Linked DNA regions of Homo sapiens: region 2 is linked to region 1. Evidence: read pairs that join two places in POLR2A ChIA-PET (ENCODE). Cell type or tissue: PC-9. All regions are shown on one strand. Each heading gives the region's core, and the rest is flanking DNA. Links, peaks and the distances in the headings are about the cores only. Region 1 has its middle 18 kb from the start of DLG1. Region 2 has its middle 46 kb from the start of LINC02012.

Region 1 (9,232 bases), core at 686-8,685:
AACGTAGTGCAACTTTTTTCTCCTGTATTTTATTTTTTAGGATTATTGAGATATAATTGGCAAATAGAAGTTACGTATATTTATAGTTCACAATGTAATATCCTGGTAGATCTAAAAGTTGTGAAATAATTACTTTCAGCTAATTAAAGTATCCATAACCTCACATGTTCATCATTTTTTGATGGCAAGAACATTTAAAATCTACTCTTTCAGCAATTTTCAAGTCTACACAATGCTATTATTTATTTATTTATTTACTGAGATGGAGTCTCACTCTGTCACCTAGGCCGGAGTGCAGTGGCACAATCTCGGCTCACTGCAACCTCCACCTCCTGGGTTCAAGCAATTTTTCTGCCTCAGCCTCCCGAGTGGCTGGGGTTACAGGCACGTGCCACCACGCCAAGCTAATTTTTGTATTTTTCGTAGAGACAGGGTTTCACCATGTTGGTCAGGCTGGTCTTGAACTCCTGACCTTGTGATTCACCCACCTCAGCCTCCTAAAGTCCCGGGATTATAGATGTGAGCCACCACGCCCGGCCCACAAAGTTATTATTAACTATAGTCACTGTGCTGTAAAATACTTGTTCATCCTGTCTAACTGTGAGTTTGTATCCTTTGGCCAATGTTATCCCATTTTCCATACACACACCATATCCCCTGGCAACCACCATTCTACTCTGCCTATGGTTTGGGGGTCATATCCAAAAAAGTCATTGCTCAGATCAATGTAATAGAGCTTTTCCCCATGTTTTCTTCTAGTAGTTTTACCAGTTTCAGCTCTTCAGTCTAATCCTTTCTGATTTGTTTTTTATATACTGTATGAGATAAGGGTGCAATTTTTTTCTTCTGTGTGTCAATATCCACTTTTCCCAACACCATTTATTGAAGAGACGGTGCTTTCCACATTGTGTCTTCTTGGCAACTTTGTCAAAGATCAATTGACTGTAAATATATGAAGTTATTTCCAGGTTCTCTATTCTGTTCCATTGGTCAATATGTCTGTTTTTATGCCAGTACCATGCTGTTTAAATTACTAAAGCTTTACAGTATATTTTGAGATGAGGTAGTATGATGCCTCTAGCTTTATTCTTTTTGCTCAAAATTATTTCTGTAAAAATATTACTGGACTCTTGATAAGGATTGCATTAATTCTACAGATCTCTTTGGGCATTTAGCAATGACCAAAGTATGGACATTTTAACAATATTAATTTTTCTAATTCATTAATTTTTCATTGATCTTTTATTTATTTGTGTCTTCTTCAATTTATTTCATCAATGTTTTATAGTTTTCAGATCGTTCATCTCACTCTCTCCTGGCCTGCAGTTTCTGCTGAGAAACCCACTGATAGCCTTATGAGGGGTGATCTTTTTTCTCTTGCTGCTTTCAGGATTCTCTCTTTATCTTTGTTTTTGTTTTTTTTTGTTTTTTTTTTACAGTTTGATTGCTATATATCTTGGTATAGTCTTCTTTTAGTTGAATCAGATTAGAGACTTTTGATCTTCCTGTACTTGGATGTTTATATCTTTTCCCAGATTTGGGAAGTATTCAGGAATTATTTCTTTAAATAAGCCCTCTGTCTCTTTCTCTCTCTCTCTTCATCTTCTTTTCCTGCCCCCCGTCCCCCATTTATTTTAGCTTCAGGGGTACATGTGCAGGTTTGTTACAGGGGTAAATTGCCTGTCCTGGGGGTTTGGTGTACAGATTATTTCATCACCTGGGTAACAGGCATAGTACCCGATAGATAATTTTCTGATCCTCACCCTCCTCCCACCCTCCACTCTCCAGTAGGCCCCCTGTGTCTATTGTTTCCTTCTGGAAGAACGGACTCTGGATATTAGACCTTTGTTGGATGAGTAGTTTGCGAATATTTTCTCCCATTCTGGAGGTTTGTCTGTTTACTCTGTTGGTAGTTTGTTTTGCTGTGCAGAAGCTTTTTTGTTTAATTAGGTCCCATTTGTCAATTTTTGTTCTCGTTGCAATTGCTTTTGGCATCTTCATCATGAAATCTTGTCAGTGCCTATGTCCAGAGTGGTATTTCCTAGGTTTTCTTCTACGGTTTTATAGTTTTAGGTTTTACACTTAAGTCTTTAATCCATCTTAAGTTGATTTTTGTATATGGTGAAAGGAAAGAGTCCAGTTGCAATCTTCTGCATATAGCTAGCCAGTTACCCTAGCACCATTTATAGAATAGAGAATCCTTTTCCCATTGCTTGTTTTTGCTGACTTTGTCAAAGATCAGATGGTTGTAGGTGTGCAGCTTTATTTCTGGTTCTAATCACATTTATTGATTTGCATGTGTTGAATGAACCTTGCATCCCAGGAATAAAGCCTACTCGATTGTGGTAGATTAGCTTTTTGATGTGTTGCTGGATTCAGTTTGCTAGTATTTTGTTGATGATTTTTGCATCTCTGTTCATCAGGGATATTGATGCTTTCTTTTTTTGTTGTGTCCCTGCCAGGTTTTGGTATCAGAATAACATTGGCCTCATAGAATGAATTAGGGAGGAGTTCCTCCTCCTAAATTTTTTGGAATAGTTTCAGTAGGATTGGTACCAGCTCTTCTTTATATGTCTGGTAGAATTTGGCTGTGAATCCATCTGGTCCAGAGCTTTTTATGGTTGGTAGGCTTTTTATTACTGATTCAGTTTCAGAACTTATTATGTTCAGGGTTTCAATGTCTTCCTAGCTTAATCTTGGGAGGTTGTATGTTTCCAGGAATTTATCCATTTCTTCTAGGCTTTCTGGTTTGTGTGCATAGAAGTATTGGTGATAGTCTCTGAGGGTTTTTTTTGTATTTCTTTGAGGCAAAATGACCTCATTTTGTAAAACAGTGAATTCTAAGCTGAATTTAGTTCTCTAAGATGGCCCCATTCATGAGAAACCTTCCAGTTCCCAGCATACTGCTCCTAGGGTATTTAAACACCTTGGCATAAGGCTGTCTGGGGAGCGAGCCCATCAAACAAGTGTTGGGTTACTAGAAAGTCACCCTAGTTGAGAAGGAGACTAACAGGGATGGATGGCACAGTGAGGAAGAGAAAAAGAGAGGGAAGAAGGTGGTAGTAAGGACTGGGGCTCTCCTGGTTAACAGCCACTCTCTTGACATTTCCAGCTCCTTCTGCAGATCCAAGCTCACCTATATGAGGATTATTACTTCTTGGAATCAAAAGAAGTGATTGACACCATTACCAAAGCATTCTTTAAAGATCTGCCATTTTATGGGGTGCACCTAAGAATTCCTTTTTCTTTAATATTTTCTTCTAGTTTATGTGCTCAGTGAAGAAACATTAGAAAACAGAAAAGCACTAAGAAAAAAAAAATTAACCAAACTCACACAAGCCAAAGATAACAGCCAACTAACATTTGCTGTAGATATGTCTAGTATTTTCCATGCATATATATATATATATGTTTCTTAGAAAAATAGTATCATACATGTTATTTTGTAGTCTGCTTTTTTTAAGGAATTTACATTTATTTTATAGCTTCAAAAAGGCTTGGTGCATGATAATGACAGAAAATTAAGGATCTATACAAGGGATATTTACCCCCGGGAAGATGTATGTTACAACTCAGTTAATGCGTCAAATGTTAAATGTTGTGATACCGGCGTTTTATTTAGATGTTTCCCATTTATGATGATTGTTAAACATACATCACATGTCTACACAGACATACACCTTCCAAGCTGGGAATCAGGTCTGAGTGATCCTGTCGGTGTTCTGCCCACAATTTCATGAGTGACCTTAAGCAAATCAACTCAATGCTGCTTCTCTAGATAAAGTCCCAATCTTGTCTGGCACATCCAGCCGTAAAAACTCCTATCCAGTTCCCGGAATGTACCATGCTCTTCCGTGCTGCCATATTTTTTAACATCATTTTTTGGGGGGCCTAAAACACTCCTTCCTATCTGCCTCATTAACTCTTCATTATCTTTGTAAATTAAAAAAAATTTAAATTATAGTAAAATAGATATAAAATACACCATCTTACCCTTTTTTTTTTTATTCTGAGACAGAATCTCACTGTCACCCCAGCTGGAGTGCTGCACTGGCGTGATCTCAGCTCACTGCAACCTCTGCCCCCCCGAGTTCAAGAGATTCTCCTGCCTCAGCCTCCTGAGTAGTTGGGATTACAGGTGCCTGCCACCATGCCTGGCTAATTTTTGTACTTTTAGTAGAGATGGGGTTTCACCATCTTGGCCAGGCTGGTCTTGAACTCCTGACCTCATGATCCACCTGCCTCGGCCTCCCAAAGTGCTGGGATTAAAGGCGTGAGCCACCGCGCTGGGCCTTACCCATCTTTAAGTGTACAGTTCAGCAGTGTTATGTACATTCCCATTGTTGTGCACCCGATCCCCAGAGCTCTTTCATCTTGCAAAACTGAACCTGTACACACATTAAACAGTGTCTCTGCATTCCTCCCTCTCCCCGCTGCGAGCGATCGCTGTTCTACCTTCCGCCTCTAGGAATTCCACTGCTCTAGATGCCTCATGCACGTGGACTAATACGGTATTTGTCTTCTTTGTAGCTGGCTTATTTCACTTAGCATAATGTTCTCAAGGTCCAACCATGTGGTAGCACGTATCAGAATTTCCTTCCTTTATAAGGCTGAATTAAATTCCATTGTATGTATGTACCTCATTTTGTTCATCCATTCATCTATGGATGGACATTTGGGTTGTTTTTATTGTTGGTTGCTATAAACATGTGTGGACAAATTATCTCCTCAAGACCCTACCTTTAATTCTTTTGGGTATACACCCAGAAGTGAAATTGCTGGATCAATTGCTGATGGTCATTCTATTTTTGTAGCCTCCTTTTAAAACTTTGCTTTTTAGTACTTATTTTCCCCAAATTAATAATTTCTCAGGTAAATAAGAAACCAATCTTTTACAGAATAGTTTTTTTATCATCCATAGAGTGTTTTATCAAATGGCCATACTTATTAAATTGGTTGCTTCCAGATTTCCATTATGAAAAACCATGCTAGATAAACAAATGTTTATCCATAAGATGAATTCTTGGAAGTGAAATTACTGGATTAAGAGGTGTACATTTTAAAAATATTGATGCATAGTGTTATGGTATATGTACAAACTTCTAAAGGTTTATTTTTATGAAGCATCAGCCTCTGTTGCCAGCACTCTGTATAAGCAGGGCAAAGGCTGGCAGCTTAAGTACTCTCTAGTCTTTTTAAACTTTACCCTCAAAGAAAATAAATCTTTATACCAAAATTCTTATTCAGAAGTGAAAGTGTTATATAAGTCATCATTGACAGTAAACACAGTGAATGATCAGATCTTGCTGCTTAAATTTTAAATTAATATAAGTAATATCAAATCCATTTTTAAATGGTCCTCCCTCAGTAAACATAAAAAGTTCCTTCAAATTCATATATTATTTTTCAGATTACAAACCACTTCCACTTATGTTTTCTTACATATTCCTTATAGTTAGTTATTGTTTTCCCTGGTTTACACATGAAGAAATCGAGGCCCAGAGAAGTGACTTGCCTGAGGCAACAGAGCTGATAATCAGTGTCTTCTAGTTCCAAGTACATTGCTTTTCAAGCTGCGGATGACTCATCTTAACCAGTCCTTGAGGTCTTGTAGTAAGTAAGCATAGTGGAGACTTTTCCAAGCTTCTTTTTCAAACCAGAAAGAGGTAGTCGTGGTTTTTGGAAAGTAGCTAAAACTATGATTTAATAAGAGGGAATTTTGTAGCCAAAACCTAGTACATAAAATATAAATAGCCCTCCTTCTTTCCCCTAGAATTGTGCGATGCCCTTTGTGGTGCTGGTATGGCATGGTGTCAAACGTGTGGGCTCCGGCGTCATCCTGCTTGGACTGGAATGTTGGCACCAGGATACTAATTTTGTGATCTGAACAAGTCAACCTCTCTGCACTTCCATTTCCTTACCTGCAAAATGTGTAACAAGACCTCCCATCTCAGTGGAATGTTGTGAGGATTGGATGAGATAATGTCGGTAAAGTAATTAGCACTGTACCTGGCGCAGGCTCACTGCCTGATACATAGTAATCCTTACTACTAGGTGTTAAGGACCTAAGTAACACTGTTCCTCTGTTTTATCCTGGGGAGAAGGGTACATGAAATGGGCTAGTGAACAAGTTAAGAGAGAAAATAGCCTTCTCTGATCCCTCGGCTGATTAAAGAAGGTAATTAGAGGCTTCTCTAGTAAAGTGTAGGCTCATATCGTTCAGTTCAAATATTTTTTAAGTCTCCCTAGTTATTTCTTCTGTTACCAACGGGTTATTTAGTAGTTATGTTGTTAAACTCCAAATGGTTGAGGATTTCCATATATCTTCAGTTATTAATTTCTATTTTAATTCTGTTGTGATCAGAGACGGTGAATGTTCAATGTGTACTTTAAAAGAACGTGTATTCTGCTGTTTTGGGAAATATTGTTCTAGAAAACGTAATGAGTCAAATTGGGTGATAGTGTTCTTCATGTTTTCTATAACTGGTTTTTTGTAACTTGTTCATGTTTTCTATTGCTATTGTTTTTCTATTTACTTTGTCTATCAATTATTGAAATAGGACTTTGTGGAAAATTCTAACTATATGTGAATTCCTCTAATTGCCCTTTGCCCTTTGTTAGTTTTTGTTTCATGTGTTTTAAAGCTTTGTTATTAACTGCACATCCATCTAGAATTGTTACATCTTGCTGAATTAACTCGTCTACATTATGAAATACCCGTCTTTATTACTGTAATACCCTTGGTCCTGAAATCTATTTTGTCTGATATTAATATTGTTGCTCCAGTTTTCTTATAGTCAGTGTGTAATGTATCTCTTTCTACCTTTTTTACTTTTAACCAGCTTGTCTTCATATATTTAAACTCCTTTTTTTGTAGAAAGTATTAAGTTGAATGTTGCCTTTTTATCCATTATGATAATATCTGCCTTTTAATCAGGATGTTATGACTATTTACATGTAATATAATTACACTGATTACATTTAATATAATTAAATCAATTAATATAATATACTATAACATAATATAGTTAGGTGTAACTCTACAAGCTTACTTCTTTTTTTTTTTTCTGCTTGACTCATCTGTTCTTTGTTCCTTTACCTCTTCTTTTCCTGACCTCTTTTGGAGTAAGTGATTTATTTCTTAGGATTCTATTTTATCTCCACTGTTCCCTTACTAGCTATAATTCTGTTTTATGTTTTAGTGGTTGCTATAGGGCTTGTAATATGTATTTTTAACTTACCACAACCCACCTTCAAATAATATTAGCACTTCAAGCATAGTATAAAAACTTTACATCAGTGTATTTCCATTTTCCTTCTTAGGTCCTTCATATCAATGCTGTACATTTTAGATTCCTATTTATTGCAAAATCCACAATATGTCATTATTAACTTTGCTTAGAACAGGCCATTTAAATTTAAATATAGTAAAAATCGGAAAAAATCTTTTATATTTACCCACCTATCTACCATTTTCAGAACTCTTCATTCCTTAGGTAAGCCTGAGTTTCTGTCTGGTTCCTTTTCCTTCTGCCTGAAGATATTCTTTTTAACATTTATTATAGTGAAAAATCTGCTGGCAATTACTTCTCTCAGCTTTTTAAAATCTGAAGATGTCTTTATTTTATCTTTGTTTTTAAGAGATATTTTTTCCACAGGCTTTAGGATTCTAGGTTTGCCATTTTTTGTTTTCTTTCAGCAATTTAGAAATGCCTTCCCATTGCCTTCTGGCTTGCATTATTTCTGGAGAGAAGTCATCAGTATTTTTAAAAATCTTCGTGCCTCTGTATGTATGTCTTTTGTTGTTGTCGTTGTTGTTGAGACGAGGTGTTGCTCTGTTGCCCAGGCTGGAGTGCAGTGACACAATCTCAGCTCACTGCAAACTGTGCCTCCCGGGTTCAAGCGATTCTCCTGCCTCAGCCTCCCGAGTAGCTGGGATTACACGTGCCCACCACCACACCCAGCTAATTTTTGTATTTCTAGTAGAGATGGGTTTTCACTATGTTGTCCAGGCTGGTCTCATACTCCAGACCTCAGGTGATCTGCCTACCTTGGCCTCCCAAAGTTCTGGGATTACAGGCGTGAACCACTGTGTAATATGTCTTTTAAGATTTTTTCTTTTTCACTGGTTTTCTGCAACTTAATTAGGATATGGCTTGATGTAGTTTTGTCTTTGTTATGTCTCGTGGCTTGTTGAGCTCTCAGATCTGTGAGTTCATAGTTTTCATCAAATTTGAAATATATTTGGCTATTATTTCTTCAATATTTTTTCTGCTTTCCCTTCTGGAACTCTAATTACAAGTACGTTAAACAGCTTGATGGTGTCTAATAGGTCACTAAGACTTGGTTTATTTTTTTTTCCTCTCTGTGCTTTGGTTTGGAAAGTTTTCTATTACTATGTTTTTAAGTGCATTGACCTTTTATTTTACAATGTCTCATCTGCTGTCAACCACATAAAATCATAATCATTTTATTTCAGATATAGTATATTCCTACTCCACAGAGCACCATTTGGTTCTTGGGATGAGGAGGTGTCCCAGGATCATCATCATAGATCAGTGGACTTCCTGCTTATAAATGCCAATATATTCATAAGAAAAAGACGGTTGAATCCTGCCAATCCATAGCACAATGGCTTTTGTACTCCAGGGGAAACTGGTAGTGGTAGCAAATATCTTTTATTTTTCCTTAAACAATTTAACAAAGGGAGTCAGGTACGTTAAAGAACTCTGGAGAGTCAATCAGGTTTGTGTGTGTGCCACAATTTCTTGAGGTGGAGAAGCTGAGCTTTTTTCCTAAACACCAGAATGGAAGAGGTCATAGGACAGTAAGAATGATTAATAATGCCCTTAGACTCTGGTGCTTATATGACCCCTAGCCAAGTCACTTCAATATGTCTGAGCACCAGTTTTCTTATCTGTCAATTGGTGATAGTAATGCCTGTCCCAGTTGCCAGGGAAGGATGTTGTGTAAGTTATGGAAGACAATGAAGGTGAAAAGTTTTTGTGAACTTCAAAGTGCCACACAAATGAAAGGTGCTATTTGCTGGTGCTTCTGTTCTGGCACAATCATCTGGACCTTTCTCTGGCAGAAGCCAGAGCCCCTCCTTCTTACTTGCTCTCTCTTTCTCTCTTTTTGTCTCAGGTTCCAGGGAGTTGGGCTACTTCTGAGGACATCCACTAGGCATGTTTATAGCAGCTTTTTTGGCAAGGGCCCCAAACTGTAAACAACC
Region 2 (9,232 bases), core at 496-8,495, 150 kb after region 1:
ATGCAGTCGGGAGGGGATGCAGTTAGTAGGGATGCAGTGAGGACGGGTGTGGTCAGGAGGGATGTGGTCAGGAGGGGATGCAGTTAGTAGGGATGTGGTCGGGAGGGATGCAGTTAGTAGGGATGCGGTCAGGAGGGATGCAGTTAGTAGGGATGTGGTCGGGAGGGATGCAGTTAGTAGGGATGTGGTCGGGAGGGATGCAGTTAGTAGGGATGTGGTCGGGAGGGATGCAGTTAGTAGGGATGTGGTCGGGAGGGATGCAGTTAGTAGGGATGTGGTCGGGAGGGGATGCAGTTAGTAGGGATGTGGTCGGGAGGGATGCAGTTAGTAGGGATGCGGTCGGGAGGGGATGCGGTTAGTAGGGATGTGGTCAGGAGGGGATGCGGTTAGTAGGGATGCGGTCGGGAGGGGATGCGGTTAGTAGGGATGTGGTCGGGAGGGGATGCAGTTAGTAGGGATGTGGTCAGGAGGGGATGCAGTTAGTAGGGATGCGGTCGGGAGGGGATGCAGTTAGTAGGGATGCGGTCGGGAGGGGATGCAGTTAGTAGGGATGCGGTCGGGAGGGGATGCAGTTAGTAGGGATGCGGTCGGGAGGGATGCAGTTAGTAGGGGTGCGGTCGGGAGGGATGCAGTCAGGAGGGGATGCAGTTAGTAGGGATGTGGTCAGGAGGGATTCAGTTAGTAGGGGTGCGGTCAGGAGGGATGCGGTTAGTAGGGATGCGGTCGGGAGGGGATGCGGTTAGTAGGGATGCAGTGAGGACGGGTGTGGTCAGGAGGTGTGTGGTCAGGAGGGGTGCGGTCAGGAGGAAAAACCTCACCCGGAGCAGAACCAGGTGTTCATGTCTCTATATAATTGGAGCCGTGATGGACGCTACTCTCCTGAGAGGCCTGACTGTGGTGGGAGTGCTCTCCTGAAACCAAGCAGTTTCCAATGGCAGAATCCTTTAGAAAACAGTAGAACTGTGGGAGCTCCAAAAGCAGATCTCATGAAGGTAGAAAAGAGAATGGTGGTTACCAGCGGCAGGGAAGAGTAGAGGGAGGGGGAGGATGAAGGGGACAAAAAGAATGTAAATGTATTACCACTGAACAGTACCCTTAAAAATAGTAAACATGGTAAATTTTAGATGTCTATTTTACCTCAAAAAGAAAATGCTGGAACAATTTCAGCCAAAAAATAAAAACCCTCAATTCATGAGCACAAAATAATTTAGTTTCTCAGGTGACTGGAATTTTTTTGTACTATTTTTAGGAAGAAGACCTTAATAAGAAATCAAAAACAAATCAAGGGTTTATTTTTTAAAACAACAAAATACCAGCAGCTTCCAGGGACTCCCCTGGAGTCCACACATGGCCGGTGCAGTCCAACCCCATTACACGTTTATGAAAGAACAATGGATGTTCAGAAGGATGACCCTTGAATCGCTAGGTCATCGAATAAAGTTTCTCTTCACTCAGTTGCCAGAATCCCTATTTCCTTTGCATTATAGTGAAGTGGAGCCTGGTCGTATTCCTAAATTAACTACAAGCTCCTTGAAATAGATTTTTCAAGAATTCTAACATCTTTCGGACAAAGGTGACACTGTGTATAAATTTAATGTATTGAGCATCCAGAAATGGTTTGGTCTTTGAGAGGAACCTCATGAGGCCGCATCCTGTAGATATTTGATGGGGATGGGTCATGATGGTGGTTCTCAACTGGGGCGGGGTCATTCCCCTTCGTCCCGGGAGCATGTGGCAACGTATGGAGACCTTTTTGATTGATATAATTGGGATGGGGAGTGGGATGCTACTGGCATCTAGTCGATAGCGGCCAAGGGATTCTGCTCAATATCCTGTAATGCACAAAACAGCCCTTCACAACAAAATTATATGACCAAAATGTCTAGAGTGCTAAGGTTGAGAAACCATGGTTCATGGTAACTCCAAAAGGTGAACCCCAGTGGAGACCAGTAGGGCGGTTGCTCCAGGGCTACTCAGAGGCCTCAGGGCCACACTCAGAAACCTACCCTGTCATCCACCACCTGGGTATTTTTTTTAACTCAAAAAAATGTCACCTTACTCGTCTTCTTAGGATGGTTCTAGGATCTAAAGCCAGGACATCCATCTGCAATGAAATACAACCTTCAGATGTCTGGCTGCTCTATGCTGGCAACAGGGATGCTCAGCGGAGCCGAGAGTAGAGCGTAAGGAGTTAGTTACATGAGTCACATGCCGCCTGATGAACCCAGGTCTACCAGGACTTGGGCTCTACTGGGAGGGCACTGCCAGTGCTCACCTGGGTGGTACTACCTCTTCTAAGTTTCTGCTGGTAACCAAGGTTCTTGTGACCAGTCTTCTTGCTTTGGATGTGTTAATGTTTGCCTGACTTCCACCTGGAGTCAGAGCCCACCTAAAATGATTGCATTGCTTGGCTCTTATCCATTTATTATGTTTATATTTTATAGTTTAATACAGGAATTCCCTGATCTGAGAGCAGAGGGAGTGATTTTGAGAAGCCACCTAATCCATGAGTGTCTAGAGTATCTGTAAGCAAACATAGTACATGCTAATCTGGTACCACTGTTTGTCAAAAATATTCATATGATGTGGCAATTTAAAGAGTAGTCATAATTCCTAATAGTTTGTTGTCAATATGTATTTCTTGGTCACAAACACTAAAAGTATAAATATGATCATGTGGAAATGGGTCTGGAAAATATTTTGAGGATAAAAGCAGGATTTAGGCCAGGTGCAGTGGCTCACGCCTGTAATCCCAGCACTTTGGGAGAACGAGGTGTGAGGCTCACTTGAGCTCAAGAGATCAAGACCAGCCTGGGCAACATGGTGAAACCCCATTTCTACAAAAAATACAAAAATTATCCAGGCATGGTGGCGGCCGCTTGCAATCCCAGCTACTCGGGAGGCTGAGGTGAAAGGATGGCTTGAGCCCAGGAGACGGACGTTGCAGTGAACTGAGATCACACCACTGCACTCCAGTCTGGGCGACAGAATGAGACCCTGTCTCAAAAAAAGAAAAAAGAAAAAGAAAGAAAGAAAAAGAAAAAAGGAGGATTTACACTGGAAAAAGTTGGGAACCACTGGTTTGACTCTCAGAAGGTTAACTTTCATATTTCCTAGTTCTCGAGCAGGGAAGCCCAGCACCCCGGGGTTGCCGCCCCCACCCCCCATGGCATGTGTCTGCTTGCTCTACCCCAGGGACAATCTTAACTCCTTGTATTGGTGTGCTTTACCGTTTCCAAAACATTAAGGAAGGCAGAACAGAGGCTACCACTTCTATTCAGGGATGAGGATGGGACTTGGGCAGCTGATTTGTCTCAGGGTCTATGGCCAGCACAGCTGGAGCCAGGGCCCCAAACTCTGACGTGGGACCCAGAGCTCTTTCCACTCCCCCGAATTAGTAATGGAGCCCTTGGGGGGTCTCGGAGCCACCAAATACCAAACTCTACTCCACAGCAACTAGTGGATGAAGAGAGCCAGGAAGTATTTAAGAGCTTTCAGGAACTAGTCATTTTACGTCCTTCTGAATCCCAGTTAGTTCATGAGAATTTCACGAAGGTAAAGGCGACAGAAAGCAATGAACAAGCCCACGTTCGGTTGCCATGGAAACCCGTGTTTACCTTTGGGTTCATATTTGGTACAATTTCCTGAAATTCCCAATGAGGATTTCAGGTGATCTGGGGGTTCTCTGAACCTCAGTCTCTAAATCTGAAAAGTAAAAAAACACTGAACCAGATTATGTATTTCTGGGTAATTTTACCTTTGACATTCTATTAGTCTAAAGAACCAGATTATATATTTCTGGGTAATTTTCCCTTTGACATTCTATTAGTCTAAATCTGTGGGTTCTATCAGCGTCATCAGAGGGAGAACTCTGTAAAACAATGTTTTCTCTTTTTTCAAGAGACATCTATTCGTTCATTCATGTGTTGATTCAACAAGCATTGATTGCATATAAGGCACTGTACTAGGCTCTGTGCAGATTATAGGCTTGAAAACAGAAAAAGCCCATTGAATACGCCCATGTAGCTAACCTCTATAAGGAAATCAAGAAAAACAAGAAAGTCATTATGACTAGCTTACCTTTGATGCTTTAAACCACTTCTGATAAAAAGTTAAGGACTTTTATATTGGAATGTAAAATATGTAGACTAAGAAAATTTCCTGCAAGTGAGTCAAAAATTCTCTGAATTACAACAGGCTCTCGAATGGCTATAAAGTTTAGAGAAAACTAGTAATACAATACCTTCAGTTTTTTGTGATGAGAATCTAAAATCTTATCATAGAAGCTTCAAAACAGTTTCCAGTACAACTGATCCAAGGGCAGGGAAAAAATATTTGTTTGATTTAATCTAGAGTCTAGAATTGACTGCTGTTCATTAAGGAACTTTCTTTCTTTCTTAAAGAGAACTTTTTTATACAGTACAATTTCATTAGTTACATAATATCTTTTCATTTGATCAAAAAGTAACTACATTTTATTTCTAAGAGAGATGGAATTGATTTGGCAAATGGAAACTAAGAAATATTTCTAGATGGATATTTTGGCTTTTACTATTACACGGAAGATGACAAAATTAGGCAGGAAATTATAAAAGTCTGCAGCTCAAAGAAGGAAATTACTTGTGTGGTATCTGTGGGAGGATTCACCGGGGTGCTACCAGCACAGATAAAGTGAGGGGCTTGGCCAGATTTTTTCTTTTCTTTTCTTTTTCTTTTCTTTTCTTTTCTTTTTTTTTTTTTTGAGATGGAGTCTCACTCTGTCGCCCAGGCTGGAGTGCAGTGGTGTGATCTTGGCTCACTGCAACCTCCACCTCCTGGGTTCAAGCCATTCTCTTGCCTCAGCCTCCTGAGCAGCTGGGATTACAGGTATGAGCCACCACACCGGGCTAATTTTTTATATTTTTAGTAGAGACCGGGTTTCACCATATTGACCAGGCTGGTCTCAAACTCCTGACCTTGTAATCCACCCCCCTTGGCCTCCCAAAGTGCTGGGATTACAGGTGTGAGCCACCACGCCCGGCACGGCCAGCTTTTTTCTTTAGTTTCTGAGCATTGCTGCTTACACCACTACCCTTGCACCACTACACCATGCCCTGAGCAGAGGGCAATAAGGTGGGTAAGATGTTGTCCCTGCTTTTGAGATGTTTATAGTCCATTTGGGGAAGACTCAGGCAAATAACTAGACAGTTCCAGCCCAGGAACCCTAAAGGAGCCAGTAGTTGGGAGCACCTGGGAGGGCTCTCACACCCAGGCTGGGGGACTGGGGATGCTGCCTGGTGGCAGAAAGACAGGGGTCCCTCTAAAGTGCCTTCTAGGTCTGATGTCTTACATGTGGCTCTGAAGAGAAAAAATAAGTACAGAATCACAAGAGTGTGGTAAAAAAAAAAAAAATCCTTCGGGGGAGAAAAAGACAGTCCATGAGAATACTGTCAAATTGTCTAATACCTTTATTCAATCGTGCTTGGAAAGAGGAAGCGAGGCAGACACGGGGCCCTGGAATCTGTGAAACACCTACCCCAGGTTTGCTCAGGTTGTTAAGGAATCTCCAGGGACATCCCTCTTCCCATTAGCATGGATTGGGCCTGCGAAGACACCGCAGCTGACTGATATCTGCTCTGTTAGATTACAAAGCCACGTAATTGCTGTTTGAGGTTCGAGTCATGGTGAGGGACTCATCTGCGTTTCTGTTCATTTGTATAGCAATTAATTTGTACCTAAATTAACAATAAAAATGGTTATGTGATCCAATAAAGTAGACATGATGGCAGAAAAAATAACCTCATCTGTTTTACCGTACTAGCAAGGCCAAATCGTCCTTTTCCCCTCCCACTGTTGTTTGTCTCTCTGGAGAAGGTTATTTTCAGGCAGGCAGAGCGGGAACCGGGTGTGCATGCTGGCCCCTGTCAGGGGTCCAGCCTCAAAGGCCACAGACAGGAAAATGGGATTTGCGTGATGTCAAGTATTGTTGACTTGTAAGGGTTCAGGAAGGTCACCACTGCAGCGTGCTCCCAAGGAAGGCCAGGAAACAGGCTCCCTGAAATTGTTTAAGGCGAAGACAGACACAAACTACCCGGGAAGATGTTAGCACACTTGGGCAGCATATGGCTAGCAGACACATTCTGTTTGGCATGAAAGGGTTTTTAAGTCTTTGGGTTTGTTTCCAATGTTTAAAAATTAGGATATTTCACATGAATATTCAGATTCACAATTCTCTTGAAAAGTTGGAAGATTGTTGACACTGTATCTACATTCCTGCCCAACAACATGTGGCTGGAGGTGAGTGGTCACTGTCCCTTTTGAAGTCAGGCAGTGTTTGCCAGTTTGCTTCAGTCCCCGCCTGGCTCCTGCAGGATTTCAGTTTGTGACCCTTGTTTTAGGATTTGCCTGGTCACTTACAGGAGTAACTTGCTTTGGTTGCTGTTTAGGTCGACTTCACTTTTTAACTTCCTGGAGTATTTTCCTTTCTCAGAATTTGAATCTCGGGCATGGAGGCTGCTCTCGGAACAAAGGTGTTACACTTGCTGCTGTGTTATTTCGTTCTGGCATTGAACCTGTTGCCATAGAACCATAGACCTCTCCAGAGGGAACTTACTTTGGAGAATAGCTTGTCCACTTGCCTCTTTTAGGAACTAAGGCTCAGAGAGGCCAAGTGACTTGTTCAAGGTCACACAGCAACTTGAGACAGAGCCAAAACTGGAACCAGTTCTCGTACTTTTCCTACTATCTTTCAGCCTCTTCTGGGGTGCTCAATCATGATATTGCATGACCCAAAGAAAGAATATAATTTCCCAGGTCATTGTGCAATCTTTTCACCTTGGAAAAGTTTGAACATTTGGAGGCCTGTGGGGCATGGCTGTCTGCTCTCCAAGATGACCCCTGGTCACGGAATGCAGTGTTCAAAGCTAGTTTCTGATACCATCTGTTGATTCTAAGAGCCTTGAACTGGGAGTGAGGCCAGCGAGGTTCTAGTCTATCTCTGCCTCTTACCAGCTGTGTGAGCTTGGGCAAGTTTCCTCACCTCTCTGAGTCAGAATTTCCCAAGTGAAAGACAGGAGTGCCTGCCTCACAGGATGTTATCATGATCACAGGACAGAACAAAAATTAAAGTTCTCAGAAAAATGTAAAAAGTTAGATAAATGCAAGTTACTATTATGGGCTATTAAGCTGAGATATTAGAGACTCTCAGAATTCTCTCTTTTCACAGGTGAGAAAATGGAGGCTCAGGAAACAGGGTCATCCAGCCAGTGACCAGTTCAGATTAGCAAGCAGGTCTCCTGTCCTCCCTGCCACAGCCACAGTTGGAATCACGGATCTCAGTTAAAGCCATCTGGCCCCAAGCACGTGGGCAGCTGGTCATGGGGTGAAATGGGAAATGCCCTAACCTCCCCTTACAAGAGTCTGTGGAAGCAGAGTCCCAGCCTCAGGAACAGAATCATTAAATCCTGCTCATTTTAAGGGCAGAGGCAGAGAGGGAAGGAAGGCTCTGTCCCTCCTCATCCACCCAAGACTGGGATTCTGGGTAGCACTGACTCAGAAGAGGCTTGGAGACCCCCAAGAGCAGGCCCCCGCACTTGCTGGTGGCTGATTCCCAGCCTGTGGGCATGGATTTGGGAGGAATTACACTGTGCAAATGAACACGGTTTTTGCAGACTTGTGGGACCTGCCAGCTCTCTCAGTTTAACTAGATCTCTGCAGTGACACCCAGGCATGTTCCGCATTAAATCAGAGCTGGTAATTTCAGAGGGAAACAGCTCTGAAATGGCATGAAAGACAAAAATCTGTTCCTTGCAAAATGACACCATATGTGCCTGCATTGCTGCAGTTAGGGTAAAAGGCTTTTCCTCCCTCGGTGACTCATCAAGCTGCCGATGTTAATGTCAGATTTGCAACAGAACCATATACTAATGGAACCCAAATTAGCTCTAAAATTAGCTCTTAACAAGAAACTCAAGGCCAGCTCAAGGCAAGCAGATTTCTCTGACTGTGAGAGACAGAAAGCACTTTAGCAAAGCAGCCACATATTGATATTCTCAAGCTTCAAAAAAGATCACTCTTTGCTCCGGGTGAATTGCCCAGGAAGAATTGTGCACAGCCTGCTGTCTGCCTATGCGTCAAGAATGTAGCAGCCAACCTGCAGTTGTAAGGAAACCTTCCACAAAACAAAGAAGCTATTGAGAGCTTAGAGTGTGAGTGAGAGAGAGAAGGACTCGGGGGATTGGATCTGGGTGGGGAACGGGGTCCTGGGAGCGGCGGTGTTCAGATTTACAGTATGTTCCAGCATCACTGTTTATCTAACACCTTTAGAGAGCCCAAGGATTACGGAGAAATCAGTTATGGCAAATATCTACATGGATAAACGATATTTAGCAGCTGAAATGGATTATTGTGAGTTCTCTTCCACCATCCTTAAAAATTATGAACTGATTTTTTTTTGTTTTTTGACATGGAGTCTTGCTGTGTCGCCCAGGCTGCAGTGCAGTGGTGTGATCTCGGCTCACTGCAGCCTCCACCTCCCGGGTTCCAGCGATTCTCCTGCCTCAGCCTCCCAAGTAACTGGGATTACAGGTGCCCATCACCACGCCTGGCTAACTTTTGTATTTTTAGTAGACATGGGTTTTCACTATGTTGCCCAGGCTGGTCTGGAATTCCTGACCTCAGGTGATCCACCCGCCTCGGCCTCCCAAAGTCCTGGAATCACAGGTGTGAGCCATCGTGCCTGGCCCCTAACTGAAAAATTTGTTAAAGAGTGTCCTTTCAGTAGCACGTTTCTAAGATATTCACAGAGCAGCAGACTCTATTAACAGGTCTCAGTCTACCCAAGTTTTTGCTGCTCCTGACGGCTCGGCAAGCCCCTCAAGGGCCCCGGCGGGAATTTGGAAGTCAATGAGTCAGCACTGTGAAGGCCACTTTGTTTTTGGAGTTTACTCCAGGGTTTGTGGACCAAGGCTGAGAAGGGGCGGAGGGTGTAGGAGGTAGGATGGGTGATTAGAGCCACTGAAACCTACCCAAGAGGGAAAAAAGGATTAAGAAAATAAAGATGCAGCTGGGGAGTAGGAGGAGGAAGATGGCATTAGTTTAGGGGCAGCTGGCTTGAATTAGGCACCTCCCATCGGGAAAAATGCATCCAACTCTTGTGGATGAAACATTGACATTCCCTTGCACTCAAGGAAGCAGCGCACTCCTGTTTGGCTAAGGAGTACCTCTGAACCTGACGTTTTGGGGCATGTGAGTT

What was found. ChIA-PET counts read pairs that join two places held together with the same protein. Peaks named below come from ENCODE experiments on the same cell type or tissue, not always from the same donor. Only the 100,000 strongest peaks of a DNase experiment are listed, where the experiment ranks them.
Region 2: POLR2A ChIA-PET joins it to region 1 with 11 read pairs; 3 of 35 experiments call an interaction of 5 or more read pairs at or near these places.

What each region holds. Positions count from the first base shown.
Region 1 is chr3:197,311,874-197,321,105 of GRCh38, forward strand. No RefSeq gene overlaps it. Among named protein-coding and RNA genes, the nearest start is that of DLG1, 18 kb to the left of the region's middle. In PC-9, for the core only: no CTCF peak of the experiment used is centred there; a DNase peak (open chromatin) is centred at 5,568.
Region 2 is chr3:197,459,414-197,468,645 of GRCh38, forward strand. No RefSeq gene overlaps it. Among named protein-coding and RNA genes, the nearest start is that of LINC02012, 46 kb to the right of the region's middle. RefSeq lists a silencer at 3,240-3,442. In PC-9, for the core only: no CTCF peak of the experiment used is centred there; DNase peaks (open chromatin) are centred at 4,098, 6,928 and 7,918; H3K4me3 peaks cover 1,043 bases; H3K27ac peaks cover 5,507 bases.